5 separate regions of the Mus musculus genome follow, and regions 1, 2, 3 and 4 are each linked to region 5. A link is a loop called in an ENCODE intact Hi-C map of the cell type or tissue named here. Cell type or tissue: heart. All regions are shown on one strand. Links, peaks and the distances in the headings refer to the core of each region. The heading gives the core; the rest is flanking DNA.

Region 1 (6,425 bases), core at 746-5,745, 440 kb before region 5:
AAATAAAATACAGTATTTTAAAAAGGAGACAGGTACTGCCACTGCCACACAGTGAAATATAATCATTGTCTTCTAATCCTCACTTGTATGAACATGCAAACAAAGGTTAAAATAACAATATTTTTTCTTTTTTGTTTCTGTTTGTTTCTCAAGATGGGTTTCTTTGTGTGTAGTAGGCCTGGCTGTCCTGGAACTCAGATATCCACCTGCCTCTGCCTCTGCCTCTCCCTCTGTCCCCCAAGTGCTGGGATTAAAGGCATGGGCCTCCACTGCCTGGCAAAATAACACATTTTTGGTAAACTTATTTTTTTATATCTAGCAATATCTCAGGTTAACAACCATACGTTCTGTCTTACTGCTCTGAAACAAAGCTACAATATGGCTCCAAACCCCCTCCTGAAGCCATGAAATACTTTGCTTAGGAAATTTTATTTCTAAAATATGTGCTCAGTGTCTACCAGGAGATATTAAAAATGAAAAGTATAGAACAATTACATAAAATAAAAGGGACTTTGGAAGGGTGCCCCCCCATCAAGTCCCCTTAGCAAGAACTACATACACTGTGTACATCATGAAGTTAATTTTAAAGCTAAAAATAACTAGTGGTTTATGTATTTTGTAATTAAGAAACACTAATGGGGCCATGAGCATGACTCAGAGAATGCAGACATAGGCCACACAGCCTGAAGGCCTGAATTTGATCCTTAGAACCTAGCGTTGTCCTCTGTCACATCTACACTGCGGCATGAGGGTGCACATGTGTGCACACAGACATGCACACTTTTGTAAAAGATAGAGACTTCATCATGGTCAATGGTAAAAACCCTATATCTTGTACAAATATTCTTTCAATGTGTAGAAATGACTAATAAACACCTCTACCCAAATTGATGGAAATGTAACTACCATAGCAAGAGCATGAAACAGAAGTCTCTACTTACTTGATATACAGCACAGAATACAAGCCTGGAAATTCCAAATATTGTACTAAGGCCAAAATGATCTTATAATCTAATAATGTCTAGACTTACATTTGAAATTAAAAAAAAACAACAACAATTTGAGTGGTCATTATGATGGCCAACACTTAATAATCCAAATCAGTGCTTTCTAGTTCCTTAAAAAAAAGGGAGCTGGAAGCGGTTGGCACATGCCTGTAATCCCAACTCTGGGAAATACAAGGAAGGAGCAGCAGGATGCTGAAGGTTAAAGTTCAAGCCAGCCTGGGCTACGGGAGACCCAGCTCAAAAACCTAGTACGCAGGATGGGTGGATGATCTATATAGACTTAGAAACTGAAGTAAGATTTACTAACATTTACAGTAACTCCATCTTTCTATCAGCCCTATAAAAGAATTTTTTTCCTGTAATAAGATAAGAAAACCTGAGGCTGAAGAGATTAGGTATCGTATTTGTTTTCAAAACCTATAACCTCGCCATTCCATTACAACACTTTCCATTACATGGAAAAATCCTGGCAAAACTCTTGAGTATAAATATTCCCTTTTCAGACACGAGTAAGGAACCCTTTGGTGACATCTAAAGGACTATAAACTGACAAGTGTGAATGAAAAAAAAAAAATCCAACAAGCTACTTAATACTTAAAAACTACACAGAGTCCTGAGAAGTATTCTCTTAGAAAAAAGTCTGAACACATACTTTGAAAAGCTTTCAATCTACCCAGGCCTCATGCAGGAAATACTAAATGCTTTGAGAAGAATATCAAAACAAATTGTAACTATGGATGTGGGTACCTGTCCTGGTCACGGGTCTGAAAGGAGGAGTGGCATCATGAGGTACCCCTTCATTCACCTGCTCCCCCAGAAAGGGAAGGAGGGGAAAAACTACTGGAGAAAAAGGAAGCTGACTTACAGTAAAGGTCTGGTGTAAGGACAACCAGAACTGGGCCCTCCCATAGTTCTGAAGAATGTCTAGTAAGACCTTTACTACTTGCTAAGTAAATCTGGGGCAATCATTCAGCAAAATGGCAAAAATTTAAAAATTAACAAATAAATAAACGTCAGCCTTATTAGAAAGAGAGCAAGTTTGGTTTGTTTCTCAAACCAAACAGCAAATGCAAACAGATAATCATACACTTTACGTTCCGAGACTCTTTAAATGTTATCCAACTCCTTATCTCTGCATCTCAAGCCTCGCCACTGGTTTATGGCAGTACTTAGGCATCTTTAATACCGAGATGGGGACGAGAATCTCCAAGCAAAATAATCCAAAATAGATAAGTAAATAAATGGGATTAAACACGCTGGCCAAAATGGCAACTAACACCAATTGTTAACCCAACCTTACTAACGCTTAATTACAGTTCAACGGTTTCCCAAGCAATGCACAGGGCTCCCTATAAACTCACATGTAAGGGCATTTGGGCAATTTCCACGTCTACCGTAGTTTCCCTTTCCAATGGAAACCCCACATACTGCTTGAGACCCTGAGTCTGCGGCCCTCAAGAGGGATGTTGTTCACTTTTCACTTCCCGGGAAGTGGGAGGAAAATCACATGGGAAGTGTGGCTCTAACCCTGAGGCTCAGAGAGCGGCTCCCTCCGCACGTCCCAACCCCAGGCCCTCCACTGGCGGGTCTCTCGCACACCCTTGCAACCCGTCCAGCCTAATTTCCTGGACGGCAAGGAGAGAAACCGTGTAAGGCCAGGAACGAGTAAGAGCCAAAGTAAAGAAGGGAGGACGAGGGGGGAAGAAACAGGCATCTAAGACCGGGAACCTTCCCGCCTCTCCCAGCCTCTAGCCCGCAGCCTCCGAGAGCAGCAAGGGGTGATACAAGGACGCCGGACCACCTCGGAACCACTGCTCTGACCCACAAAGCCGAACGAGGTGACCAGCCCCGCTCGCCACCAGGCACGCTGGTGTGGGGCTGAATCCCAGTCGGGACGGACGCGCGCTCGGGCCTCTCAACCTGCGCACCTTGGTGCAGCGGTGCCAGGCCCACTGTGGCCAACAGGCCTCAGCCCCTCGCCCCAGGAAACCCTCGAAGGCCAGAGGCTTCTGTAGGCCCTCGACCACGGTGAGAGACCCCCCTGACTGACGGAGATCTCTAAGAAACTACCTTTGAACTGGCCTTCTGAGATCCGCCTGGCGTTTTGTCGGCCATCTTGAGCTTTGCTCCTCCTTCAGCGGAGGCAGCAGCGCGGGTGAGTCGAGCACCGAGAGAACAGATAGCAGCCGAGCGCGCCAGAAAGGCTGCCAGGCCGAATAGCCGAACGCCGAGACGGAGACCTCCGCGGCGCCGGGGCCGCGTGACTTCCGCGTCGAGGCGCTTTTACGCGCCCCGCCCACCCCGCTCGCCTTCCGGTGAATTGCGGCGCCCAGTCACGTCACGCGCCTGCGGAATTTAGGGACTCTCCTTGACCCGACTTTCAAGGCCAACTGATAATTCAGTCATTTTCCTCCCAGAGCCAACCGGCGTTAGATGCGAGCGGGTTCTACTTCCTGAGGGGGGAAGGAAGCTGCTCTTTTAAAGCAACTGCAGTAGCCACGTGAGCCGAGCGTCTCACCTCAGCTGATGAGGCAGTTCGTCGAGACACTTTGCCGCACGATCCCCCAGGGGGCACAGGCCTTGGTGGCAAGGCAAATTTGCAATCTGCTCACGTTAAAAAATGGTGAGCAGTGACTTCAGAGTTGAGAAAAAACAGGGAAATAGGATAAAAACTGTTTAGGACGTCGGAGCATGGTACCTGCATAGACTGGGCATGGAGTTGGGGAGGGATGGATCGTAATATAGACGCTGTTCTAAAACGAGCATGTTTATTGTTACTGTGCAGTACAGGCACGCCCTAGCAACTGTGGGGAGGTTAAAGGACAGTTTGAAGGAGTTGGTGGGATTTGGGGATCGAAATGAGGTTGGCAGGTTTGCTCAGCAAGTGCCTTTTTCCCTCTGAGACTTCTGGCTACCCGCACCTATTTCTTTGAAGCATAGTCGCAAAAGTTGTGTAGCAGAAGATAGCCTTGAACTGCTGATTTTCCCGCCTCAGGTCCTGGGAATTAGTCTTGGGCCACCATGTCTAAGCTTTTTGTTAATTGAAGGGAAGCGGGGAATGAGTAAGTTTGGTTTGATTTGGGTTTTTCCAGTTTGTCGGCATTCCACCCCTGGCTGTCCCTGTGCTGTAGACCAGGCTGACCTCAAACTCGGAGATCTGTCTCCCAAGTGCTGGGAGAAAACGTGTGTGCCATCACCTAGATTTCAGTTACAGATAAGGGTCAGACCTAGAGAAGAGGCTCAGAATTGGAGATGTGTGACAGGACCTGAGAATGGAAATAAATTCATTTGGGCTGGAGGGCACAGAACCGTATTATACTGTACTTTCATGCATAGCAACCGTTACTTTCTGATCGTTGGCTTCCTGTTACTACGGTTTCTATCTCTGGTACCTGGCTTATTTATACCTCATCGCCTACCACCAGATTTTATTGATATTTATTTATTTATTTATTTTGGTTTTTTCAAGACAGGGTTTCTCTGTGTAGTCCTGGCTGTCCTGGAACTCACTCTATAGACCAGGCTGGCCTCGAACTCAGAAATCTGCCTGCCTCTGCCTCCCAAGTGCTGGGATTAAAGGCGTGTGCCACTACCGCCCTGCTTATTGACCTTTTTAGAGAGTTCAGCAATGTAGCCTCCTAGACTAATGCTTCCCTGGTCGCTCCCCCACCCCCTTCACTATACCCCCATCAACCAAAAAATAAACTTCAACTTCTGTATGGTAAATGTACTTGCTTCTGTGACTCCGTCTCCTGAGCCTACTCCTACTCTCAGAGTTCATTCTTTCTTTCAGTTCCCTCCCCTACTGCTCCTTTCTTCAGTGTCAGTTATATACAGGGTTACTTTGCAATCTCCTTATTCCCAAGTTTTACACTGTACAGCCTTATGTCTGTCTCTGTAAGTCACAATACTGTGGAGGCTTTTATATATTAAAAACAGCAGGGTTCCAATAATAAATTCGGAACAGATTGTGAAACCTACTTTACAGCATTCATATCACAGCTTTATTTAAAATATTTGTATTTAGGGTTCTCTAGGGTCACAGAACTTATGAGTATTTTCTATATAGTAAGAGAATTTATTGATGACTTACAGTCTGTAGTCCAACTCCCCAACAGTGGTCAGCAGCAGCTGTGAATAGAAATCCAAGGATCTAGCAGTTGCTCAGTCCCACAAGGCAAGCGGGCGAAGAAGGATGAGCCCTCCTTCCAATGTCCTTATGTAGGTCTGCAGCAGAAGGTGTGGCCCACCTGGATCTGGGACTTGCCTTACTTAGTCTCCTGGGATTAAAGGCATATGTACTACCTTGCCTGGGCCTAAGCTTTTCATAGCCACTATGCCTCAAGATCAGGATCACAGGTGAGCCTTCTAGTTCTGGATTGTAGTTCATTCCAGATATAGTCAAATTGACAACCAGGAATAGCCACCACAATCCACCTCTTGTCAACTTGACACAAATAATATCTCATGTCCACATGACACAATAACAAGGTCATCAATACAACTAACATGATAAAACTATTCCTCATACAATCGCAAATGCATTTGTAAATTTACAATGGGGCAATGTCCCTTGGGAACATTCTTTTAGTATCTCAAATACCAGTTGATGTTAAAGAAATTGGAAGAAAGACAAATGTATTCTTAACAAAATAAAACAGAAGCATTCTTTATAATCCTTGTTTCAGGCCTTAGCTGGTATTTATAACTACTTCCTCTACCACCCATTCTGTATTTCCTCCACCCTAGGCAAGCACCTCAGCAGGTCTTGGCTCTTTTCCCGGAGGAGTGACTCATACCTTCATTCCTGATGGGTCTGTATTCTTTGTCATCCTGCTTGGATTATGCTGTTGTAGTTTCCCATTGACTTTAATCACAGGACATGGTAGTACTAAGAGATGCCCTAAGGAATCTCCTGCACTCCAGACATATTCCTGCCAGAAGCTCCAAACAGCATCTCTATCTGCCACCGACACCTCAAATACCATCGGGTCTGCTGGATCATATGGTCCAAGTGGTAGAGCAGCCTACACAGCAGCCTGGACCTGTTGGAAGAGCCTTCTGTTCCAGGCCCCACACAAAGCTAGCAGCTTTCAGAGTCACTTGGTAAATAGGCCTGATAACACACCCAAGTGAGGGGTGTGCTGTCTCCAGAATCCAAATAGACCCACTAAACATTGTGCTTCTTTCTTGGTGGTGGGAGGGGCCAGGTGCAATAACTTACCTTCCACCTTAGAAGGAATATCTCTGCATGCCCCACACCACTGGATTCCTAAGAATTTCACTGAGGTAGATGGTCCTTGAATTTTGGTTGGATTTATTTCCCATCCTCTGATACGCATGTGTTAACAATGAATCCAAAGTGGTTGCTTATTTCCTGCTCACTTGGTCCAATCAGCATGCTGTCATCAATATAGT
Region 2 (6,224 bases), core at 1,225-6,224, 160 kb after region 5:
CCTCTTCAGGCAGCAGTCTGCCCTCTGAAGGTAGTGGTTGCTTTTAAAATGAGTCCTCTATGTTTAAGTTCCCTGACAATCAATATCTGAACTTGGGGGGGGGGGCAAAATGTTAATTGTAGCTGTGCACAGAGGTGCCTGCCAATAACACCAGCACTTGGGAGGTACAAGTAGGAGGAACAAGAGTGCAAAGTGGCCGGGTGTGGTGGTGCATGCCTTTAATCCCAGCACTTGGGAGGCAGAGATAGACGGATTTCTGAGTTCGAGGCCAGCCTGGTCTACAGAGTGAGTTCCAGGACACCCAGGGCTATACAGAGAAACCCTGTCTCGAAAAAACAACAAAACAAAACAAAACAAAACAAAACAAAAACAAGAGTGCAAAGTGATCCCTGGCAAGGTGGTCACTTCAAGGCTAGCCTGAGTTACATGAGACCCTCTAACCCTGTTTCTTAGTGTCTATTGCTATGAAGAGACACCATGACCAAGGATAAACTCATAAAATGATACATTTAATGGGGACTGGCTTACAGTTTCAGAGGTTTAGTCCATTGTCAGTATGGTTGGCATGCAGGCAGACATGGTGCCGGAGAAGTCGCTGAGAGTTCTATATCAGGATCCATAGGGAACAGGAAGAAACGCTTGGCCTGGCATGAGCTTTTGAAACTCCACAGCCCACTCCCAGTGACACACTTCCTCCAACAAGGCCAAGCCCCCTAACCCTTCTCAAGTAGTGCCACCCCAATTACTAAGCCTTCTGAGCCTATGGGGTTTTTATGTTTGTTTTTTATATTTTTTAGACAAGGTGACAGATCCCTGGCTGACCTGGACTTGCTTTGTAGACCAGAATGGCCTCAAAGTCAAGAGATTAGACTGCCTCTGTCTGCACAGTGCTGGGATTAATTAATAATGCTCAGAAATGAGGGCCATACTTATTCAAACCACGACACCCCGACTCAGAAAACCAAACCAAACCAACCAAAACAAACTGTTCTCCTATAAGAATCTACAGGCTCTTTCTGTTGCTCTTGGTTACCCACTATAACTAGATGGAAAGACTCTTGATGAAAAAAAAATGTATACTGTAGTGTAGGTTTCAAGCTAGACTGATCTGAGAACTTCCTCCCTGCCAGTTAGCTCTCATAGTGATGGGAGGAAGGAGCTTTTCAGACTGCTGGAGGAGAAAAAAAATCATCAATGGTATAACCTCACAGTGAACTCTGAATGCTACAGCACCAAGATGCTAGGCAAGACCAAATGGTAAAAGTGTGGCATGAAGGTTATGGAGGTAGCCACCTGCTGATTGGATTTGTGGCCTGCATCACAGGAAGGCATTCATGTGTGACATTATAAATCTGGGCCAAAAAGCTCATGGCTGTGGAAATCATACAGCCTAGAGGGGAACCTATGACTGTTGTTTTGCTAAATGCTCATGTTCTCAGACTGCCCTCCAAGTGTTTATATTTATACACAGAGACTAATGTTGCTTTCAGTTTTGGCCAGGCAAGCTTCTTTATGTAGTGGGCAGCAGTCAAAGCAGGATCATAAACTAGTTTTTTTGTTTTTTTTTGTGTGTTGTTTTTTGTTGTTGTTTGTTTTGTTTTTGGAGACAGGGTTTCTCTGTATAGCTCTGGCTGTCCTGGAACTCACTCTGTAGACCAGGCTGGCCTTGAATTCAGAAATCTGCCTGCCTCTTCCTCCCCAGTCCTGGGATTAAAGGCGTGCTCCACCACGCCCGGCTGTTTTTTTGTTTTTTTTTTTAAACTGAAAAGTGACTGTTGTGCTCAGCCCTTTCTCCCCAGGCTCAGGTACTCCATGAAAAAGAGCAGCAGAAACAATGCAGGAGTGTGAGGATTGGGAGAACAGGTAGGCGTGCTGTGAAATGCTGCCTCTTGGACCTGGCATGGCTTTTGCCCCTATGACCTCACTGCGGCTGGCGATTGACTTGCACAACATCAAGTTAATAGTCCAGCGGCAGCACTAATTGGATTGGACCCACTGGGTTGGGGAGGGCAGTGGGGACATGTTTCAAGGTGTCCAGGGGAAGTAGGAAGGGAAGATTGAGGGTGAATACGACCAAGATAAATTGTTGGAGGTGGAGAGTTGGCTCAGAGGCTAAGAGTCCTTATTGCCTGTGCAGAGGTCCTGGGTTCTATTCCCAGCACTCCCATGGCAGTTGACAACCATCTATAACTCCAGTCCCAGAGGCTTTGATGCCCTCGTCTGACCTCCCAGAGCACCAGGCACACATGTGATGTACATATATACATACAGGCAAAACATTCATACACTTAAGAATGTTTTAAAAGATACATTGTATGTATTTATGAGGTTAACAAAGAATAAATGATATTCTAAAAAACAAACAAACAAGCAAAAAAACAAGTTTTCTTCAGGTGACAGCATTTGTCAAGGTTTCAAATTTGTTTGAAATTGGAAAACTGTGCTTGACCTGTTGGCGCATTGCTATAATTCCAATGTGAGGCGAAGTCAGGAGGAGTGGCTTGAGTTCTAGGCCAGCCTCTGGTACACTCAGACTCTGTCTCAAGAGAAATAAAACAAAAATGAGAAACTTTTTAAAAACTCTAGACTAAGTATTTTTTAAGATCTGCTCTTTCACACTTTAGAAACTGCTGATGTTTGACCTTACGAAAATGATCACAAAGTCGCAGAGTATAAAACCCCCAAGAAATACCTCTGTGAGAAGTACACCAACTGTTAACACTGCCTACACTGAACTTTTCTTAGTTGTAAGCAGGGAAACTAATGGCTAACTGTATGAATAAGCTTGACTAGGTTACTTGTACATTGCTGTGGGAGGTGTAGTTTAGATGTGATTGACATTTAAATCTGTATCCCCAGTAAAGATATCACACACACACACACACACACACACACACACACACACACATGACTGAGCTTCCCCCGATTAGTTGAACACCAGGCAAGCTTTGGAAAAGGGCAAAGGCAAGCTTCGGGAAGGAGGAAATCAAAACTGTAAGCATGGAAGTGTGCCTTCTTTTCCAGGCTGCCAGCAGGCCCTACAAGTTTCTAAGCTTGCCTGGACCTACAACCAATTCTTTAAAGTTTCTTTCCCTCAGGAACTGGGAGAGATAGCTCCGTAGGTAATGTGCTTGCCAGTCAAACATGAGGACCAGAGTTTGGTGCCTATTCACGACAAGAGCATATAGAATCCTAGGGAGCCTTTGGTCCTAGTAAGAGATTGCCTTGAGGAACAAGGTCAAACTTCAGTTGTGGCTCTCAGGTTCTGGCTCTGCCTTCCCTCTGGTATTTGTACAGTTTCAGTTTCTCAAGAGAATCGGACAGCATAGGACTATTAGTCATGCATACAACGCTGGAAAGTCTCTCTCTCTCTCTCTTTCTCTCTCTCTCACACACACACACATTCATGCATGACCAATTGGTCACCAACGATATAGGGCAGACCTGTGCCAGATGGTGCAAATAGGCATTGCTGTGTAGAGACAGACTATTAAGAGAAGCCACAAACAAACAAAAATAAATATGGTGTTCACAGTCAAGCTTCAAGTGACAACCCAAATCCAACTTGGCAAATCTCTGGGAAGCAAGTAGGCTAACAGAGTAATATAAACAAGAAAATATTCCTTTAAGCTGATAAGCTACCCACAAAACATTCTCACGAAATTTAAACTTTGTGTCGCGGCAAAGGCCCTTTAGTGCCATACAAAACTTGGACATCTATTCATCGTTGTGTAATACATGCAAGCTTTTCTGGGAAGACTTCATGAGGAACCTCCTATACTTTTGAATGTCTTCCCACGGACTGGAAAGATGGCTCACTGGTTAAGAGCACTAGTTGCTCTTGCTGAAGACCGGGGTTTGGTTATCATTGCCTACATGGAAGCTTGCAATCGTCGGAGGTCCTCTTCTGACTTCTACATGCATCAGGCACATGTGGCTCACACACATAAATACAGGCAAAAAACTAAGTGAACATGAAAAAAAGTTTAAAATTTTTTCATCTCACTTGATTTTTCCTAACAGATATTCGTAAAAAAGTAATCTGGGCTAGAAGGGAACTAAAAAGTTTCAAAGTAACGGTCGCTGAACGGTGACATCCAGTACAGCGCTGCGGTAAACGCCATCTTTGCCAAATTCCCACGAGCTGCTCGGCGCGCTGCCCTGACGTCACGGTGCTAGGGGCGGAGCGTGGGGTAGCAAGGCTTCCCGAAGGGGCTGAACGAGGCGGGGCGGGGTCTTGTGAAGGGGCGGAGCCTAACTCGTCGAGGGGCGGGACAGGGCGCGGTGTAGGAGGGGCGGGGCCGCGAGCTCTCCGCCCGGGGTCTGGCGTTTATAGCTCCGCGCTGGCCGGCCCGTGGCGACTGCAGTGTTCGGGGTCGCGATGTCAGGGCAGCAGGAGCGTGCAGAGCGGCAGCGAGAGGAACTGAGCGCGTCGGCCTCGCCGCCCTCCCGCTTCGTGCTGGGGCTGGACGTGGGCAGCACGGTGATCCGCTGCCACGTCTATGACCAGACGGCGCGAGTGCGAGGCTCCAGCGCGCAGAAGGTGACTAGGCGCGGCGGGAGGGTCTCGGGATCTGACTGCACCCTAGCTCTTCCTGCACCTCTGGGGGGCTCGGGCCGGCGTGGCCCGGTGTCTGTCTCTCGCTTCCTGTCCCGCGGGACTCAGCGCTCTAGCTTTACCTGGGTGGAACCGAGGTGACTCTCGGGGCAGCGCGGGCAGATTGTGTATATGTGGACAGAAGGTGGTTAGTGATTTGCGTGGTTTTTCTGCACTTCCTCGTCGACCTTTTATGCCTTTTAGCTCTTCAGATTTTGATGGAATATAAAACTGTGGGTTTTTTTTTTTCGGTTGTGTTATTTAAACAATTCGTTGCATTTATTATTTGTGTATCTGTGTGTGCTCGCGTGCTATATGGCACACATTTAGGAGTCAGAGGACAACTTTCTTGGGCATCGGTTTTCTCCTTCCACCATGTTGGCCCGGTCCCTAGGATTGAACTCAGGTCTTCAGGCTTGGCAGAAGTACTTTTACCGCCAAGCCACCTTACTGGTTGCGTTCGTAAAAGTGCTAGGTCCTCACATTAACATTTAACTTCCATGGATATTGGAGACACTGAGCACATTTTGAAAGCTTTGTTATCCTTATTTCTTTCCATCTTTGAGAATTCATTAAAAAGTATCTTCTGGCTTGAGAAGCCTGCCAAAGCATTGGTTGGTCTTTGTTAGCAAAGCCTTAAACCTCAGATGATACTAGTTAACAGCCAACCCCCATTTTAATAAAGCGCTAATTTCTATACAGTGGTCAATGCAGTTGATTGAGTGTAGTGTTCTTATTTACTCCTTTAAATACTAGCATTTTCTAATGTTTAAAATATTAGCGAAGGGATATGAGAGCCATTTAACTTCTTCCTTACAGCACTGGGCTCCCCCCTTTTTTCCCTGTGCTATCCTACATCGACTAGGGTAAAAGTTAAGTAGTGACTGCCTTAAGAATTTACTTTGAGGAAATAGACTAGACGTTCCCTTCAGGGATCTGAGCTAGGAGGTGAGTTGCAGCAACTGCGCTGCTCGCTCTCTCTCTGGCCAGCTGTGTCGGAACACTGCCCACCCACTCAGTCCATCCCTGTCCCAACCTTTAAGGACAGGTCTAAGGCACATACTGAGCTCTTGTCGTATTGCAAGTCTTTATCACAAACACAACGATACTTCTTAGTTTTTCTTACAATTCTAGTCACAAAGTACTTTTGCTGAAACGGTGCATTTTAAATTTTTTTTTTTTAATTAAGGAATGAGAGTTTGGTTCAGGAAGGAGATGGCTCAGCAGGTAAAGAGGACTTCCCAGTCCTCCCTCCTAAGCTTGGATCCCTGAGATGGACAGGGAGAAAGGAGAGCATAGGTTGCCCTCTGTCCTCGGCACTTTAAACTGGCACAAGTGTGCTCCCTACCCTGAAGTAAATATGAAATTTGATAAATTTTTAAGAAGTTGGTAGGCAATACAGCTGCATAGTTGTTGCACAATTTAAGGAAATTTGATTTTTAGAAAGTATTGGGGTTTGGTGGTACATACCTTTAATTCCAGGGCCTGGGAGATAGAGGCAGATGGGTCTCTGAGTTCAAGGCCAGCCTGCCTGGTCTACCGATGGAGCTCTGGCTATGTAAAGAACTGTGGAGACGATGCCTGGGAACTGATGGGAAGAACACTGTCTTTGGGATGCTAAGCATGG
Region 3 (6,425 bases), core at 457-5,456, 200 kb before region 5:
ATAATAGCAAGGCAAAGAGCAGCAAGTTAAAAAGAATAAAACGAAACACATTGTGAGGTCAGTAGATATGCCAGTAAGGTAGCTAGCTGCTCTACCATCCTTCATTAAAATAACCGCGAACCACTTCCCATGGTACACTTCTCAACTAGTGTGTTCTAAAGCTTTGGTGATTTACAAAATGTCCCTGTACAGAGTGCTTAAGTTCTATAACCAGTGACACTTGTGAGCTGTATAGAACGATGCCTATATAGCTCCAGTACCCTACATACTAATTATACTCTCTTCACCCCTCCTTTATGCAAATTATTTTCCTCATCATACACATCTTTATATTAGGTGCTGACTACCAATATAAAACTTCTCAACCAAATACTCAGGTCTCTGCTTCTTAATTACCCAAACCGCTCTCCTCCCTAACCTCACACCCTTCAAATCTCCTCCAAAATAGGGAAAACAGAAAGTACCACTAAATATATTAAGGAAGGTGTTAATACAACAGTGGCATATATTCTCCAGGAAATGTTGCACATTTTGAAACCATCCTGAGCCCCGAGGCACACAAAGCTGCTACAGAAACCTAAAGCATCCTTCCTTATAATGCAGCAAGCCTCTCACGAAGGTGACAGAAGACAACTAGGAGGAACCAGGGGACACGGGGAATTCTGCCCTCCCCATCCTGGCTCTAAATCCATGATGAAATGTCAAGAAGGGATTGCCTTTTGGCCTGGCTAAGATTAAACATAATCATGTAAAAAAAAACAAAAACCTATCTCAAATGCTTTAAAAGGTTTAGGGAGATGTTGTTGACTTAAACCTCTATATGTGAACAAATCCAAAAACTTCTGTAACTAGTTTTCCCATAGTGTGAGCTGGCCTCTGGAAGTAGGCTTCAGAAGTCTGCATGGTTCCAACAACGTTTTCCCAAATAAACACTGCCTTTCAACATCCAACTGCTTAACTGAGGAATGAGAATGTTTCAGTACTTTTTTTGTTTTTCAGATAAGAGATAAAAGCAATCTGGGAGCAACCAAGTTCCATGCTTGTCTTTTAATGTGGCCAGAAAGTGATCAATTTTTAGATTCAAAACCAGTATATTCCACATTATTTCGCCTATATTTACTTTTTTTTTTTTTTTACTACCTTTGCCTCCCTCCAACTCTCTGAAGCAATAAATCTTTCTCCCTAATAAAAAATACCGACATTTAAAAGGGGTTCCAGAAATTTGGGGAAAGTTTCGGCAACTAGGGCAGGATTTTTCGTATTATTTGTGTTAAAGATAATGGGATACTACTCAACTGTAACAGGCTAAGGCACTGCTGGCTGATGCTAAACAGAAGTAAAAGTCTTTTTTAAAAATAACAACAACAACAACAACAACAAACCTACAAGGTGACAGCCCATAAATCGGAGAAGTCTTAAGGGAAATTCGTAGAATTTTCGGATTAGGTCCAAAACTAGCCTCTGGCTCCCAAAGGAAGAAGTAACTTCAAACTAGAGTTTATTAGTGACAGAAGTGGGGCAACTTTGGGATCAAGGCTCCCTCCTCGCCATGGAAACGTCCCACCTGCGCGAGTCCACCGCCCCCGCCCTACCTGCCTGCTGCTCAAGCTCAATTAGGCAGAAGTCCTGCGGGCTGCACAGAGGTGGGAATAGCCGCTGCACACAAGGAAAAGCACGAGTGCCAGGAGTTAAGTTGAGGCAGGGGCCGGACCCGGGGAGTGGGTGCTAGGGTGTCCGGAGGTGGAGAAGGGGGCCTAGCTCTCACCCTTGTCGCACGCCAGCAAGAAAAGCTTCTCATTCAAGGTGTTCTCCTCCTTCACCTCTCGCACATCCTTCAGCGCCATCACTTCGTTGGGCGACGAGGAGGATGGGGAGGAAGGCAGGGAGGAGGAGGAGACGCCCGAGAGGTCCGTGCTCGGGTACAGGGCCGCCATCATCGCGGCCCACGACGGGGGCAGGCCAGGAGACGGAGGCGGGGCCCCCATGGGCGCCGACCCCGACCCCGACCCCGAGCTGGAAAACGGGTGAGTCGTTCCCACGGCCACATCGGCGTGCGGCCCGTTGGCCCCGAAGGGCGTCGCCTCGCCCCGAAACCAGCACTCGCCCTCCACGGACAGCCCCAGGTTGGTGGCCGCGCTGGCGCGGCCCCGGGGCCAGCGCCCTCTGCCCAGCCGCCGGCGCCCCGGTCGAGCTGGTCCGCGCCCGTCCGGGGACGACAGAGTGGAGCGCGCCAGGGCGGCAGCCGAGCGCGGGGCCGTGCCAGGAGCCGCAGGGGCCGCACAGGGAGCGGCCCGGCCTGGGAGGGAGTGAGGGGGCCGCCGGCCGGAGAGCTCGGCGGTGCGCTTCGCAGCACGTCTGGCTCCGGGGCTGTGGGAACCGCTGGCCCAGCAGCACCCACAGGAGGCAGAGGTTCGCGGCTTTCTCCTCACGTCATCCTCAGCCCCGCGGAGGCGACGACACCGGGGCGGGGCTTAAGGCGAAGCCGGGCTAGGGGCGGGGCTTGTAGGGGCGGGGCTCCAGGGCTGACGCGCCTCTCTGGTCGGTCGCCTAGCATCTTGGGCGCGTCTGCAGCATCTTTGAGCACCTGAGGGCATGGGAACCGCTTGGTGGCGGATTTCAGGTAATTTTATCCGCTGCCTGTTTGTGCTGCTGCTGCTACTGCAGCACAGAAAAGGGCCAAGGAGCTTCTGAAGGATTAACGTTTACTTGAAATCCTGTACGGAATTGTCCTAAAGCCTGGCCAAAGCAACCTGATTATGGAGTTTGTGTTTACAGTTCCCTCGTTCCTAAAGGCGTTTTAAAAACAATCTTTGTGATTTAATATGGTCTAACATTCCTGATATTTCCAAAGTCACTATAAAAGTATTCGCATGTAAGTCAAAGGCGACCTATAACCGTTGCATAAGCACAGTTTAGGAGTTACTCGCCATACAAGTCCTTTTAGTGGATTCGTTATATTTATCCTATCTAATTTTAAGAGATTCGCTATTTAGACAACAATTGTCTGACGTCCAGCAAATGCGACTTGAAAACTGCATCTTTTCAATAATTTTTAATTGCTTCCTGCAGTCAACACTAGGGGGAAAATCTGAACTCTACGTTTAAGATTTAGATTTTTAAAGCAATGGATAAATGTACTTAAATTTGAGGGGAATACTGCCTCTCCTATTCAGGCTACTTTGTCCCATTAGTTTCTCTTTCAACATTTAACTTACTAATTCTTAAAAATCAATGTTCTCTTTAGATATTCTCTAAAAGTCTTTGATGTCGAAGTCATCTTTTCAAACGTTTTCTGTATTTGATGTAAATGATAATCTCAAGTTGCTCCAGTTTTTGTTTCTAAATGATCTCCCCGTTGTCGTGTAATGTTTAATACACTTCCAAGTTTATGAGTTTGGTGAAATTTCCAAGAGGCTCAAGGTGAAGCCAGTGGGAGAGAGGAGCGCCCATACATTTGTATATGCACCTCCTTTGTTGCTCAGCAAAATGTTTAGCCAGTAGTAGAAATCTAATCCTGCGCTATCTGAAATTTCAGTATTTGAAGTTAACTCAAATGACTCACAGCCATACACAGATTCTTTATCCAAAGAACTATGGGACTGGATTACTTTCTAAGACTGGAGGGAATTCCAACCCTCTTTGGTAGTAATCTTAAGAGACCTTCCAAAGCACTAGAGAGCCTACTTCAGGCAAGCTGATAATTATAATGCAGGCTTTTGGATTGTCTCCGATACAGACAAACTGCTCAGCGGGCATAAATTGGGACATTCTAACAATACCTACATACTTAGCACATGTGATATGTAGATCAGTATTGGAGTTATGATGAACAATGGTATTCAAAAAACTCAAAAGTGGCATATTACTCTAAGCAACTCCATCAAGTCACAGGCAAACAAAACAGAAACCAAAAGAGGAATCACAACTCCAGCCAGAGAGGGGAAAGAAACTCAGATTTAGATCTAGTCCTACAAGTAGGATGCTACTGATATTTTTCATGTTCTCCTCCCTTTACTCCCGAGGAGCACATCTGTCTCTTTTTCATGGCGCCCACTCGATTGCTTTTCCTCAGAGAGCCCTGACCTCGCTACCCAGAAAACCTCCCCCTCTGCTCTCAGTCAGTCTGCAGCAAATCTCCCCCCACTCCAATGGTCTCTCGGTTTCTTCCCTGCTTCATTTCTTGTTGTTGCTTTATTGGCTGGCCGTCTCTACTAGGATGTAAGTCAAAAGGCTGTTTCTACTTGTCTTAGCTGAGGTCCAAGAATCTAGTTGTGGTACTTGGACACTGGAGACAATAAATTAATGCTAATTATTTTATCCACTCAAATGATTTCATCACAAACTAAGTTTATAACAATCACGCAGTTTGTCTTTTTTTTTTTTTTAATCTTCATATGAGGGCTGGTGAGATGGCTTAGTGGATAAGAGTGCTGGTTGTTCAAACCTGAAGCCCTGAGTTCGATTCCCATGAAGGTGTAAGGAGAAAACTGACCCAACAAATTTGTTCTCTGATATCCACATGTAAGCATGCATGCCCATACACATGTATCATCCATACATACAATGATAATAAAAACACTAGAATTTTAGAATTAATTTTTTTCTCATATGAAAGAAAAAACACTAAAGAAACAGCTTTTGTGTTACTTCACATAGGAGTTGCAGTCTTTTGTGAGGAAATAAGCTTCTAACAGATCAGTATTGAAGGTTCTCTATTCTTTAAATGAAATAAACACAAATTCTACATACACAGCATTTTTATTAAATATATTTCGTGAGAAAAAGAACACCTTAAAGTGCTAAATTCCATGTAATTCAGATTGTTTTAGTAAATATGACAGCGGGAAAAATCAGAGAGGTTTGATTTAAATAATCTCAGGAAAGGAGCGGAAGCATTGTGTCTTCATATAAGAAAACAATCACCAAAATATAAAAGGCGAAGACATTTCATGTAGAAGAATATATTTCAGAATCCCACCTGTCAGTACTTCATTTATAAAAGTCTACCCTAAACACACAGACACTCTCCCTCCTGCTGTATGTTCTGATCAGTGGACAAGGAGGAGGCGGACAACCCATTCACACGGAGAGAGGTGACAGCACTTTCCTTGCATAGCACTATTGCTCACTGGCACTAAAGTGGAGGGCCGGGGAGCTCATTCCTGGCTTCAACTATGAGCAACAGAATTTCTCTACTGCTAAAACTTCTGGGGAAAAGAGGAACACAAACCTCAACTGTTTCCAGGAGACCATGAAAAACTACGACGGACATTAGCTTTTATATACACAGATCTCTACAGAAGCCATTTGGTGGGCATGTCCAGTGATGTAGGTTTCCCTGTAGCCTGAGAGTAGTAAGTGTGATGTGATTCTAGCAGGATAGGATTGGTGTCAGTTAGGACATTCTATCCAATGTTTGGCTGAAAAGTATTTGAAAGCAGTTAGGTGAAAAATAACGATATTCACATTCAGAATTAATATTTGCAAAACAGATCTCCACAGATCAGATTATCCACAATTGAAAAGTGTCACACACATTGTGGGGGCAAAATAAATACTTAACGGCTGGCTGACCACTTAATACATACCATTTTAGAAAAGGTGGGTAACTCAGATGACTTAGAGAAATACATATGTGTAACATCCTACCAACATATAGTATTATGCTTGATGGTGGAGACAAAGCTGTGTTATCAGACTAGCACATGTGATGCTGGAGACAAAGCTGTGTTATCAGACTAGCACATGTGAAGTAACAATGGAGCTACAAACAAACTGTAAGTAAAAATCTCCTACAGCTTAAACAAGAGAGTGAACGTGGGGGTTATTCAAGAGTTAGTTCTCGTATTAAAAAAGTTTAATGTTGATGGATTATATTTATCCCTTTAAATTTTTATGTCATATAGAAATTTACAGAAAATTTTAGATCACTTTACACAGCTAAAGGGAGAAAAACCAAAAGGATTAAGTGAGATTATGACTTTAGGTACATTTTTTTTTTAATCAAAATTTAAACAACACATCAAAAAAAAAAAAAATCCAAACACATTTAATAGAAGGACCTGACAAAACTTTATACAGGTCTTTTTTGAGCCATGAAAAAGAATGATTAGTCTTATTTTGGTTAAGACTCTTAGGAAATAAAATAATTTAATTATGAAATAGCAGCTTGATAAGACATTCCTGCATTGGTATTGATTGTTAAGGTAATTGTGTTATCCAAAAAAAAAAAAAAAAGATTGACAAATTCTAACTGGTATGGACAAGATATTCTTCATTGCTGGATACAGAACTATTTTGAGCATACAGATATTCGGATTTTATACCCACTACATTTCAAAATTCTGTAAACTGAGACGTTTGGTGCGTACAGTGTGGCAGATCACAGTAAACGCTTCATTATTTCAGTCTGTTCAATCCTTTCC
Region 4 (6,425 bases), core at 980-5,979, 97 kb before region 5:
AGAGACTTGACCAAATGAGAGAACTCTTGGGTGGGTGGTAGATTTATTTACCTACTTTTGTTATATTTGTGTTAGTGCAGCTCTGAAAGCCCTGTCTTTGGGAGGTGGAGGAGGAGAAGCAAGCGTTCAAGGCTAGTCTAAGCATGTGAGACCCGGTCTAGCTCGCCTTCCCTGTAGACGTGTTCTGCTTTGTTTTCTTGTTATTAAAAAAAACAAACAAACAAAAATAAAGTGCCTGAGAACATTTAAGGTAGTAAAATCCGGTAAAGAGGTAGACAGATGAAACAGAGCCCGAAGAGTTCGCAGGGAACAGGTAGTGAGCTCCAGAGTGCTCAAGCGATGGGAGTTACCTGAGGTCTTCAGAAGGAATAAAGTTACCCAAGAATAAAAAGGAGCAATGAAGACCCCTGGTGCCGTGCAGTTGGGGAGGGGGAAAAAGAAAAAAGAGAGGGGGAAACCCCTAAGGAAAAGTGAAGAAAGATGGCAAAGGACATACTGCTAAAACACGGGCTAATCAGAGAACACATTCCAGGGATGCAGCAATCTAGACCGGCAAATCGTGTAAGAAGAAAAAAGTGATCAGTCTCTATTGGACTTAGCCATCTGAAAGCCATGAGAGGAGGGGAGGTGGACCCGGGAGGAAGGCACTGAGAGCTTTATTAAGACAGTTATTAACTCCACAGGCAGAACAGCTGGGGCCTAAGGAAAGAGGCTTCAGTCCCCAGCATACAAAACCAAGCCAGTGCACATTCTTAAAGGCTTCTAAGGGAGGGTGTGATCCTTGCACTCTGAGGAAGCAGGCTTAGTTAATAGATGACCTGTGTTGCGGGACATGGATGACAGGAGTCAAGGAGACACTGGCTAGGGGAATGGGGTAGTTAATGTGTGACATTAGTCAAGCTGCCTTGGCCCCTGGGCAGCAGTGAGGTAGTGAGATGAGGCTATTGTTTTTTATGAGTGCTGTGAGGACAGAGGCATGCAGGCTTGTGAGACTCCTGACCACAGCTAGCTGCGCCTGTCAGTTCCTTACAGCAGCTTTGAAAGGAGAGAAAGATTTCAGGGGTGTGATCCCAGTCTGTGGGGCTGCTTCCAAGATCATCTGGAAGGTCTGTCTAGGTGTCTGTCTAGCATAAAGGAAGGCATGAGTCTTAGTTGCTGTTCTGTTGCTGGAAAAAGAGACACTATGACCAAGGCAACTTAGAGATTAACAGTTTATTGGGGGTTTGCTTACAGTTTCAGAGGGTTGGAATCCATGACTATTATGGCAGAGACCAAAGCGACAGGCAGGCAGGCATGGCGCTGGTGAATTAGCTGAGTGCTTACATCTTGATCCACAAGCACTGGACAGAGGGAAGAGAGACGAGTGAATGGGGAGACAGGGAGAACGGGGAGGGAAGAGAAGGAAGAGGAAGAGGGAGAGAGAAAGAAGTAATTGGAAATGGCATTGGCTTTTGAAATCTAAAAGTCCACCTGCCCCCATTCCTAGTGACACTCCTCCTCCAGCAATCCTTCCTAAACAGTTCCACCAACTGGGGATGCCAAGTGTTCAAATATATGAGCCTCTGGGGGTCATTCTCCTTCAAACCACCACACCATGAGTCTGAGCTCTAGCTCTAGCTCTATGTAAACTAAATATAGAGGCACCTGCCTGTAATCCCAGTACCCAGAAGGTGGGATGAAGATCAGCAGTTCAAGGTCATCCTCAGCTACATAGTGAGCTCAAGGCCAGCCTGGGCTATGGGGGACCCAATCTCAATAAGCAACAACAACAGCAGCAACAGGAGAAAAAGAGAAACTGTTGGTGATTCTGGGGAGAATTAGGGCAGGGAGGGGGAGGGACACAAGGGCAGAGTATAATAAATACTGGGTTAGGACTGAATGGGAGATGAAAATAGAATCAGCCTTACGAAAAATTCTTCTGCAGAGTTTGGCAGAGAGAGAGAGTCCTCAGAGGGAGGACCGACACTGGCCTTGGCATCTGCCTCTCATTTATTGGTGTATCACTAAGGCTGTCCAGATAAATGGCTGCCAGCTTCCTTTCATTCTGATTTGCACCCCCCTCCAAACTCAAGGGTAGCTTTGACTAGCTCTTGCTATTGTTTCAGACTGTGCCTCACCATGTAACCTAAGGCGGCTTAAGCTGGTTACCATGCTGCCTCCGCCTCTAAAGTGCTAGAATTATAGCCATGTAGTGCTGTGGCCAGCTTATTGTCACTCTGTGGAGAGCTATCAGTACCTCCCTACCACTTACCGACACTGGGTGATGGTGCTGTCCCTCAGTTGTGTTGGATCATATTCACAGATAGCCTAGGACATATGTGGACTGCCCATGGTGGCCCACCAACGGCACTGGGAGGAGAGGGGGTGGTATTGGAATGTAAAGTGAAAAACAAATAATTGTTTCAAAAATTGCTTTTTGGATTAGATTTGCCAGAGCTCTGCTGTTTGGGGTCCTGCACTTCAGAACTGCAGTGCTACTCAGTGATGAATTACATACTGGGTTGTTGTTGTTGTTGGTGGTGGTGGTAGTGGCTTTTGGTTTTGTTTTGTTTTTTGAGACAGGGTTCCCCTGTATCCCAGACTGCCCTTGAGCTCATTATAGAGCTAAGGATGGCTTTGAACTCTTGATCCTTCTGCCTCTATACCCAAAGTAAGGGGATTGTAGGCATGTGCAACTATGCCTTCTTTTTTAAAATCGTTTAACTGTAGTTTGTTTAGTACTCTAGGTCCTCTGTGCCCGAGCCTCACGAGCTAGGTTAGTGCTCTTCCACTGGACTGTGCCCTCAGCTCTGTCATTATTGTCATCTTTCTCAACATGATTTCAAAATAGCTAGCTTTTCTTGCTTTTTAGCAGATACACTATTTTTCATAGTTGCCTGTCCTATGTTAGGTTTCTATTGCTGTGATGGAACACAATGATGGAAAGTGACCTGGGAAGGAAAAGGTTTGCTTCAGCTTAAAGTTCCTCGTCACAGGGCATCACTGAAGGAAACGGGGCAAAGGGATGGGTGTTCAAAGTACAGCTTTGCAGTCAGAGCGCATCTGGCTGCCATTCCACCACTTTTTAATTTTATTTTTGGAGGTTGTATCAATAATTACCCTTGTGTCCTAAACAGCAAATGTAAGGATTACTGCATGGCCTTACCTAGTTAAATATGCCATTCGAACATAGTGAAATATCTAACTTTGTTGGGTCGTCAGGTCCCTCTCCGACCCAGATCCTAGCTTACGGCTTCCCTGAGCATCCAGGTTTGAGCAAAAAATACCCGTGGAGTAGGTCACGCACTCGCCTGGGAGGGAAAGTGGGCGGGCACGTCCGCTGTCGGCTCCGCCCCTGTCGCCTCTGGGATTTCCCCAGGGTTCCAACCGCAACCGAGAGCGGCTTCCGGGAGGAGAATTTTGGACCTCGCGGGGCTCCGTCGACGCTCCGCCCTCTCCACCGGAGGCGGCTGTGGAGAAGCCCGGCGCCGGCGGCGGCTGTTTTGAGAGCCGCTCGGTGTCACCATGGGCGACCACGGGCTGGAGCTGGCGTCCATGATCCCCGCCCTGCGGGAGTTGGCCAGGTAGGGCCGCGCGTCGTCGCCAGCTTCGAGTCGCCGGGTCTCCTCGGCCCGCGCCGCGGCCTGTGGCCGCCGTTCCCTCCCTCACAGTGGCAGTTGGCCGGAGCGCCGTGGCGACCCACGTGCCGGGGTGACCGTGGCAGCCGCGGCTCGGCTCGCGGGGAGCCAGTCCACGCGAGCTGCTTCCCGCTTGGCCTCGAGAAGGGTCTCTTCTGGCCATCTTACCACACTCGTTTGCTTCCCGAAAACTTCCCCCGGGTCCTGGTCCTTTGGTCGTTGTTGACGGAATCCATTGGCTGAGGTTTTGTTTGGGAATCACGGCCCCGCTTCTGAGGGAAGCGCGGCGGTTTCTCCTCCGAGAGAGGCCGAGCGTCGGCCAGCCCGCTACTCTAGTCGGAAGTCCCCGGGACTGGCCACGGGTCCACGGAGTCCAACGTGCACAGCGTCCCCCAAACTAAAACACGCGTTGGTGTTCATCTGCAGTTGCCTCTTTGAGGCTCGCCGCCTTCAATCCCAGAATTTGGGTGGCAGAGGTGCCCCTAGGCCAGCCAGGACTAAATAGTGAGACCTTGCCTCTGGAAAGACAAAGACAAGAGAAAAAAGGGGGTGGGGGGAAGCAAACCCCTTGTTTCTGTCAACCTCGAGAGTCAAAGGAGAACCGGGTTCCAATCAGAAATTAGCGCTTGCCACGCCCCTTCTGCGCTCTAGGTTTTCCTCTGTCAGGACACCGCAGCCATTGAGTTCTCAAGTCGGTTCTCTCAGGCTGGAAAGTTTGCACGTAGAGTTAGTGCTGACCTTAAGTCTGTGAGCTATCAGTTTCCTTTTAGTTTTGCACCGCAGCGATGTTCATTTCCTCCTGTTGGCCATACCAAAAACCGAAAACCTAAATTAGAGGATAAATGAAAAGACCACTTTTGTACTGTCTGAAGGGTTTTTTTGTTTGTATGTTTGTTTTTTTACTTTGCATGAATGTGGCAAATAGACTTTGTGGGAGCAAAAAAAAAAATCATTAAAAATTTGAATTTAGTAATTTCTGTCTAAAAGTATATGAGATAAAGTGATTTTGGAAAACTGATAATACAAATTTTGTCATCACTGAAATTCTGGAAGGCAGGGACCAACACCTGAGGTTGTTCCCTGTCCTTAACTCATGTACCGTGGCACAAGAACCTATATTCATATGTACATACATACATATATATCTCACATGCGCATACAGACTTTTTAAAATGATTAAAATTTTAAGTTTAACAGCTATTAATATATTAAAAACTTACATAATTCAACAATAAAAAAGTTTGATGAAAAAAATGAATAAGGAAATTGAGATTTTTCTCCAGAGAGAATATAAAATAGCTAATAAGTAAAGGAAAACACAGATGTTTGATATGATTAAAAGTAAGGGAGACAAATCCAAACCACACAAGGAAGTTGGTGAGATGACTTGGGAGGCCAAGACAAGAGGCTCACTGAGTTTGAGGACAGCTTGAGCTATCAAGGTATTAAAAGGGGCTCTATAGTGAGAACTTAACCCTCCTCAAAAACAAAACAAGGAGATTCCATTTCAGACCATTACAATAACTATTGATATGTAAAAGAAATGGTAAGGATATGGGGAAATTGGACCCTGTGGTACATTGTTAGTATAGAAGTAAAATAGTGTAACTTAACGGTTGTGAAGTGGAATGAAGGTGCTACTAAAGGAGGAGGGTAAATAGAGTAGTTACCTCATAACATGACAATTCTTTATAATATATACCCAAAAGAATTTATAACAGGGATTTGAACATATATGTTTACACTTTTGCTCATCAAAGCATTGATATTCACAATAGCTCAGTGGTGGAAGCAAATGCTCAACAGATGAGTAAATATAATCCTCCCAAACGTGGCATAAACATGGTATTATTCAGTATGATGAGGAAAGACATTCTAATATGCTACAACAAAGCTAGTGAGTTTCAACCTGTAGGTAAACCCCTCTTTCCAAAAATATATACATTATGATTCATAACTAGCAAAATTATAATGATGAAGTAGTAATGAGAATAATTTTATAGTTGAGTCACCAAGAATTGAGGAACTGCATTAAAGTTCACATATTAGGAAGGTTGAGAACCACTGAATTAAGAAATAAGTCACAGGGGCTGGAGAGATGGCTCAGCAGTTAAGAGCACTGATTGCTCTTCAGAAGGTCATGAGTTCAAATCCCAGCAACCACATGGTGGCTCATAACCATCCGTAATGAGATCTAATGCCCTCTTCTGGTGTGTCTGAAGATGGCTACAGTGTACTTAGATATAATAATAAATAAATCTTAAAAAAAAAGTCACAAACAGGTAAATATACCATAAATAGAAGAAACCTTAAAATAGTCAAGCTCATGAAGATAAAATAGTGGAATGAATATTGCCAGGGAATAAAAGAGGAGAAATGGTAAATTATTGCTTATTAGGTGTAGAGTTGCTGCTTGGGAAGGTTAAAAAGTTCTTTACATGAGTGGTAGTAATGTGCTGAACTTAATTCTATAGAAGTATATACACTTTAAAATAATGAAATAGTAAACATTATGTAATTTATATTTTATCAAAATAAAATCAAAAGATGTTTTCTAAAATTGATCTGATCCTAGCCAGTGTTCCTTTTGTGAAATTCCAACCTTTGTGGCATTTAGAATAAACCTCAGTTTTTCTGTGTCTCCTTACGGCTCTTCTAGCTAGCCTAGGTATCTCTCTGGTCTTATTAATCACAATTGCATTTATATCCCAGGCTTCCATTAATCTGAGCTGTGTGATCTCCAGTGATTTAACTTCCAGAGCATCCTCAGATCCAAATTAGGCTTAGTATCTTACCTTGTTTTATAGG
Region 5 (6,425 bases), core at 549-5,548:
CATGTTCTTGACATTGAACAACGACTACAAGGTGTGATCAAAACCCGAAATAGAGTAACAGGGCTGCCATTATCTATTGAAGGACATGTGCATTACCTCATACAAGAAGCTACTGATGAAAACTTACTCTGTCAGATGTACCTTGGTTGGACCCCATATATGTAAAATAAAATTATTTCAAAGAATATATTAGTAATCTGAAATCCATGTTACTAATCAGTGGTTTGCCTTTAATTCTAAAGTACAGCATACATTTACTTACATTCTCAGAGAAACTAGTATTTCTCTGTGATTTTTAAAAGTATTTAAAATAATGAATTCAATTATTAAACACTGCTTTCTTCATACATATTGTTTAGTCCAACTAGAGAAATAATACATGTATTCTCATGATCAAAAAATAATGTAATTGCAAAGAACCAGCCAACTTAATTTCATTTTATACTTTATATCAACTTCCTTTTCAAAGTGTTAGCATAAGGTTTCATTTGAATAGCAATGAAGCTATATTGAATTCATGTTGTGGGCAGGTATTGGACTGCCTCTTCTGCCCTGTCGAAAGTGATAGGTTATCATTAAATTCACTTCATAAAGCGCTAGTGTGTGTGAAAATGTGATCAAAGAATAGAAACTCAAGAAATATGCATGTGAAAACTAATCAACTGTGTAGTTGTTGGTGATACTGAAGACTGAACCATGCTCTGCATACGTCCTACCATTGAGCCACATCCTAACCACCAATCTGTACATTTAAAACACCACACTGCTGATGGGCCATAACACCCAGTACAGCAGTCGCAGAAAACACTAATATTTACAATTGTCTATGATTTTTTAAAATCTAAAGTTTTTAATGTGTTTAGATGTTTTCTGCATATTTTCTAATAGATTAAAAAGAAAAGAATTGTAAAGTAATACATTTATTATAGTCAGATGGGAAACTGCTGAATTTTTTCTCCATAAGACTCTGTCTTATTTTTTCCTATAAGTAAAAGTATAATGAGGTAAACTGTAGTAAGTCAGAAGACATAAATGTGAAAACTGAACATACAATTTCCTACTCAGATTTGATGTAAAGCAGTTAAGGACAGGATAATTAGAAAATCTTTTTTTACATACTCTGTGTGTTAGGGGGCGTGCATGTGTGTGCTTTTTATCCATTTCAATTTTTTGGCATCTTATTCATATAAACATGTTTAATTAATTAGCATTGATGTATTTTGGTTGTACTTGGTACTAGATTACATAGGATCATTTCAAACAAATACATCATATACTTTTAACAAATTCCTTCCACAATTCCTTTGTTCCCCTGCCTCAGTCTCTTTTGTTTCTTTCAACACTTTAGTGTTGTCTCTGCTATCATCTCACATATACATATATGATTTTAAGTAGCTATATAAAATCTAGGAACCATATATGAAAGAAAATGTTATCTTTCTGAGACTAAGTTAATTTACTTAATATGATCACTTGCAGCTATTTTCCTACAAAAGATATATAACTTCTTCATTGATGAAAAATGTATACATATATATTACATTTTATATATCCATTCCATATATATATATATATATATATATATATACACACACACACATAATTATATATATATGGAAGGTTCTCTTGACTAAAGATGAATGTTGTCCAAGCGCTAATCATGGAAGACAAGCAGTGCCAAAGGAAAGAATCCAATAACTTCTGAAGTATTTATTGTAAGGAAAGTCACATGATAATAAAAAACAAAACAGAAATGTTTATAGTGGCTTTTGTCCTGTTTGGTTGAGACAGTTCTCATGTAGGGCAAATGCGTCTGGAACTTAAGTAAGTGAGGATGCCCTTGAACTCCTGATCTTCCAGCCTCCATCCTTCAAGTGCTGAGATTCAAACTTTCATGCCACACAGGTTTGAGTTTTGGGGTTGAAATGGGCTTTCTTATCAACTAGGATCTCCCTGAACTTACAATGTACCTGAGGATGGCCTTTAACTTCTGATCTTCCTATGCCTCCTAAGTAACCACAACCGGCTTTTTGAATTTTGTTGGTTTCTTTGTTTTGAAACAGGGTATCAAAAATTGTGGATGAGGGGAGTAACCCAGAGTCTTGAAATGGTGGGAAATTACTCTTTCCCACAATACAACTCACAGACTTTAACAAGAAGGAAGGCCCAAGTGTGGATACCTGAAATCCACCTCGAAGAGGAATAATAATCATGGGAGGCAGAGGGAGGAAATTGGGTCGGAGAGGTGAGAGGAAGGGGAAAAGAAGGGGCGGGATCAGGTATGGAAAGGAGGGATGCCCAGAGGGCCAGGAGAATTAATCAACATGCAGCAGTGGAGGTTAGGGCCCATGGGGAACCTCTAGAAAGTCCCAGAGATCTGGGATGTGAGAGGCTACTAGGACTCAATGGGGATGACCTAAGCGGAAATGTGAGGTGGAAGCAGATGGGGGAGCACCCTCTCAGAGTTGGGAGGAGGGCTTAAAGAACTCCGGGAGGGGGAGTCAGGATGGGGGGGGGGGTTGGAATGTAAATAAAGTAATTTAATAAAAGATATAAAGAGGAAAACTATAAAACTCTTTAAAATATTAGAAAATTAAAACTCTTCTGTAGGTTTACATTACTCAGAGAATTACTCCTCTCACAAGCTAACCAGACTTTTTCAAGTCCACATTGAAAAATAGTAAATTTAACGATCCCACGAGGGACAAGCCCACAGTACAAAAAGCAAGTGTCCAATACCTTTCTTACTAGGGTTTCTATTACTGTTATAAGCACCATGACCAAAAGCAACTTAGGAAGGAAAGAGTTTACTTGGCTTACACTTCCACATCACAGCCCATCATCAAAGGAACTTGAGGCAGGAACTGAAGAAGCTCTGAAGGAATGTTGCTTTCTGGCTAGTTCACTCAGCCTTTTTCACATACCGAAAGACCACCGGCCCAGGGGTGGCAGCAGCACACATTCAGATGGGCCCTCCCGCATTGATCAGTAATCAAAATATTCCCACAGGCCAATTTGGAAGCAGCGTTTTTCTCAGTTGAGGTTTCTCTTTCTAACGACTCTGCCATGTTTCAAGTTAACATAAAGCTAACCAACTGTCTCTTAAACGTTCTTATACCATCCGCAAGTCCACACCTCAATCAACTGGCATTTTAAACCTGAGCTCACCTAATGCGCAAATCACACCTCTTGCGCTGTCACCAACGAGTATGGAAGAGCGAGGCAGCGGGATAGACAGGACCCACCGCCCACCAGCGCCGTCCTGCCCCTCTAGGCCCACGGTTTGCTCTATGGTCTGGCGGACCTTGTGTTGTCATCCTCCGAGCGACGGCCGGAGGCGGCGGCGGAGGCCCGGGCGGGGTGTTTGGTTTCGTTTCTGCACCGACTGGAATTAGTGTCGACGGTCAAAATGGGAGTCCCCAAGTTTTACCGATGGATCTCGGAGCGGTACCCCTGCCTCAGCGAAGTGGTGAAGGAGCATCAGGTGGGTGAGCTCAGGCCGCGGCGCAGAAAGCGGGCCCGCGGGCCTCTCTGCGCTGTGGGACCCCGGCCTTCCAGCTGCCCGCGGTGCAGGTCAGCGGCCGAACGGGGGGAAGAGAAGGGGAACGGAGGCTTGGCGGCCCCCGGGTAGCCGCACCAGGTAGAGGCAGGTCAGAACAGAGTGGCTTGCGGCAGGTCTGAGCTCCCCCTGGGAAGGCACTCCAGGACTTGCAAAGGAGCCCTTGGTGGGAAGGCTTTTAAGGAGCCCTCTCTGTCCTCCTGGGAACCGGACCTGGAGCTTCGCTTTAGGCTGCGAAGCTGTGTGGGACGACTTCTCGGGTCCCTCATCCCAAGCAAAGCAACAGACGGTATACAAGCACTAACGTCCCCGTGGTGGAATCGCGGAGCACTCCAGCTGTGAAGAGCTGCATTTAACCTCAATGCCTGGACCGGTTGCTGTAGCTAGCTAGTGTCTTGGGTTTGTGATACTTTTTCATGCTCCCGTTAGCCCCCAGACAGGACCGACCCCCCTATTGTCTAAACGAACAAAACGTTTAGATGGAGCGCAGGGATGGGGCGGGGAGGTGGGGGGAATGGTGCTTAAAGGCTTTAGTATGGCAGAAAGATCTCGAAACATTATTACTAACACTTAGTGTATAATGACCCTACAGCAGCGGGTTTTTTTTTTTTTTGAGTTCTAAAAGTGTGTATTTGTATATTTATATATACTATATACTAGAATATATCTGCATGTTTGAATGACGGAGGAGAGAAACCAAATGTTCTAATAGGTAAACTAGACTTTGAATGATAATGTAGTATGTCACATTTAATGACTTTGGTTTACAGAAAAAAAAAACTCGTTTTTGAAATTTGTATACTTAATAAATTATTTGTGATAAGTAGCACTGTATTAATACTGGAAGTTGTCAATTATGTGGGGTTTTTTTTTTGTTTGTTTGTTTTAAGGTACTTATAAGGTTAAAGATAGAATCCAGCCTCTGGAAAGGATTCTTTTGATATTAACTTCTAATGAAAGTTGGCATATAAAAGAAACCTTATAAAAAGTTCGAAAATGCTGACTTGTCTTCCCCTTATTTTAGTTAAGATTAGATGGTATGAATTTGGTTGACTTAAATTTAGATGGTATTTATTTTCAGGGAGAAAAGTGAAAATGGAGGCATTGTTTTTCTTTTTCAGGATCTTTAATCAATAAATATTTTCTAGCCTAATGTGTTCAATAACATTTTTATTCTATGCTCTTTGATCACAGACATTTATTTGGTAAAAATATCTTGGGTTCACCATCCTGGGGAATTTCATTGTAAAAACAAAACAGTCTTTTAAAGCAACATCATGACATGGGAAGCAAGATAGATTTTGTGAAAGTTTTACAGTAGATTGAAAGTAAGGATTGCTTTAAAATTACACTGAAAATAAACTTTAAAACTTGTTGGTGTGTCAGCGGGGCATGGTGTCCTACACCTTCAATCCCAGCACTGAGCAGGCAGAGGTAGGTAGATAAACTGACAGCCATGGAACACAGACCTGACAAAACAAGAAACTCGATGTATCAAAGTTAGGCCTTTCACAAATATTTTATTTAACAGAAGACCAAAAAAGGAAGACTAGGAGGGAAGGACCCAAGCACCCACATAAAAGCCGGGAGCAGCATAGAGCACCTGTAACCAGCACTAGAGAGCAGGGACAGGTGAAGCCTGAGGGCTCTCAGGCCAACTCGTCCAACTGATCAGTGAGCTTCAGGTTCACTGAGAGACCCTGCCTCAAAAAACAGACAAAAAAAACTAAATGAAGAACATTTAGTTTCCTGTGTGGTTGCCAGGGTGAACAGAAGCACACCCAGAGGGAGAGGATGGGGAGCGATGTGTTTTAGAACGAGAGTGAGGATGGTATCAGCACAGTTATTCATCCTTTGAACCACTGAATGAAAATAGATAGAATTCATGTGATTCAGTAGCCCCATGTTACTGAGTCCAAACACTACTAGATGAGGGCAAACTACCAAGAGACTCTAGACAGTTTGAGAGGAAAAGAAGAACTAGCTGATGAACTTGTGAACAGAACTCCAGAATACCCTGTAGGCTTCAAAGGACTAGCCAATTAGATAACAGTACCTAAAGCTGGGGGAGGGAGGCTTTATTTTATTTTATTTTTTAAGACTGACTGAGTGAAGAAGAAAAAGCAGTATCCCACCTAGACATTCAAAGCTGACCTACCAAAGGATCGTTATGTGGCACAGTATGCCCTAAGGAGAAATGGCTGAGAATAAAATAAATGTTACCATGGAAGGCATACTGGAAACAGAAGAAACTGATCCTGATGAAAGGAAGAATTGGAGTCAAGGGATCTTTAAAAATACACTACCATGTTTTAAAACATTATTGAAAAACTGCAAAAGAAAGAGACTTGTGAAGTTAAGGCTTTTCTGAGCCCACTCATTCTAAAGCTTAAGGAATTTCAGTTCATATAGAAACAAAAAACAACAAAAAAGTATTGCGGCCAAGTGACATACATTTATTTGTTTACTTACTTATTTCAGCTTCTTTCATTTTTATGTGTATGAATGTGTGTATATATATATATGTCTGTGCATCACCTCCGTGCCTGGTGCCCCTAACGGTCAGAAGAGAGTCCTGGACCCTGCGAACTGGAGTCACAGATGATTGTGAATCACCATGTTGATACTGCGGACCAAACATAGGTCCTCTGCAAGAATAACAAGTGCTCTTAACCATGGAGCCATCTCTCCAGCCCTGAATACAAGCTTTTGTTTACTTCCCTCAGCCAGCTGTGGTGATACACAGGTGTAATCTTAGCACCAGGGCAGCTAAGGCAGGAAGACGGCCATTTCAAAGCTAGCATAAACTACAAAGTAAGACTTTATCTCAAAAAAAGCAAAGACTGAGCTAGGCAGTGGTGGCATA

Evidence for each region. A loop is a pair of places that touch in the nucleus more often than their neighbours do. Peaks named below come from ENCODE experiments on the same cell type or tissue, not always from the same donor. Only the 100,000 strongest peaks of a DNase experiment are listed, where the experiment ranks them.
Region 1: a loop joins it to region 5, with 3 times the contacts of the local background. A loop is called at or near these places in 4 of 42 quality-filtered maps.
Region 2: a loop joins it to region 5, with 7 times the contacts of the local background. A loop is called at or near these places in 9 of 42 quality-filtered maps.
Region 3: it touches region 5 in a loop (5-fold over the local background); 2 of 42 quality-filtered maps call a loop at or near these places.
Region 4: it touches region 5 in a loop (6-fold over the local background); 4 of 42 quality-filtered maps call a loop at or near these places.

The regions. Positions count from the first base shown.
Region 1 is chr9:95,508,740-95,515,164 of GRCm38, forward strand. It overlaps U2surp (U2 snRNP-associated SURP domain containing), which reads right to left and starts at 3,257. Exons shown (of 28, transcript NM_001357974.1): 1 at 3,078-3,257. The coding sequence starts at 3,122. In heart, for the core only: a CTCF peak has its summit at 3,562; a DNase peak (open chromatin) is centred at 3,262; H3K4me3 peaks cover 2,770 bases; H3K27ac peaks cover 2,165 bases.
Region 2 is chr9:96,115,070-96,121,293 of GRCm38, forward strand. Gk5 (glycerol kinase 5 (putative)) reads left to right here and starts at 4,360. Exons shown (of 16, transcript NM_001368879.1): 1 at 4,360-4,543. The coding sequence starts at 4,382. In heart, for the core only: no CTCF peak of the experiment used is centred there; a DNase peak (open chromatin) is centred at 4,252; H3K4me3 peaks cover 1,818 bases; H3K27ac peaks cover 1,370 bases.
Region 3 is chr9:95,747,903-95,754,327 of GRCm38, forward strand. Trpc1 (transient receptor potential cation channel, subfamily C, member 1) reads right to left here and starts at 2,446. Exons shown (of 13, transcript NM_011643.4): 1 at 1,766-2,446. The coding sequence starts at 1,937. It overlaps Pls1 (plastin 1 (I-isoform)), which reads right to left. Exons shown (of 16, transcript NM_001033210.3): 16 at 4,740-6,425. The coding sequence ends at 6,400. In heart, for the core only: a CTCF peak has its summit at 2,387; DNase peaks (open chromatin) are centred at 1,779 and 2,439; H3K4me3 peaks cover 1,472 bases; H3K27ac peaks cover 1,033 bases; H3K27me3 peaks cover 1,177 bases.
Region 4 is chr9:95,854,221-95,860,645 of GRCm38, forward strand. It overlaps 1700065D16Rik (RIKEN cDNA 1700065D16 gene), which reads right to left and starts at 3,662. Exons shown (of 2, transcript NM_001271569.1): 1 at 3,287-3,662; 2 at 1,198-1,340. The coding sequence starts at 3,536. The coding sequence ends at 1,228. It overlaps Atr (ataxia telangiectasia and Rad3 related), which reads left to right and starts at 3,377. Exons shown (of 47, transcript NM_019864.1): 1 at 3,377-3,563. The coding sequence starts at 3,505. In heart, for the core only: no CTCF peak of the experiment used is centred there; DNase peaks (open chromatin) are centred at 1,971 and 3,391; H3K4me3 peaks cover 1,806 bases; H3K27ac peaks cover 1,872 bases; H3K27me3 peaks cover 86 bases.
Region 5 is chr9:95,951,460-95,957,884 of GRCm38, forward strand. It overlaps Xrn1 (5'-3' exoribonuclease 1), which reads left to right and starts at 3,301. Exons shown (of 42, transcript NM_001311130.1): 1 at 3,301-3,484. The coding sequence starts at 3,410. It overlaps Gm16794 (a long non-coding RNA gene), which reads right to left. Exons shown (of 3, transcript XR_871036.3): 1 at 3,169-6,425. Atr (ataxia telangiectasia and Rad3 related) reads left to right here. Exons shown (of 47, transcript NM_019864.1): 47 at 1-185. The coding sequence ends at 165. In heart, for the core only: no CTCF peak of the experiment used is centred there; a DNase peak (open chromatin) is centred at 3,302; H3K4me3 peaks cover 2,144 bases; H3K27ac peaks cover 1,746 bases.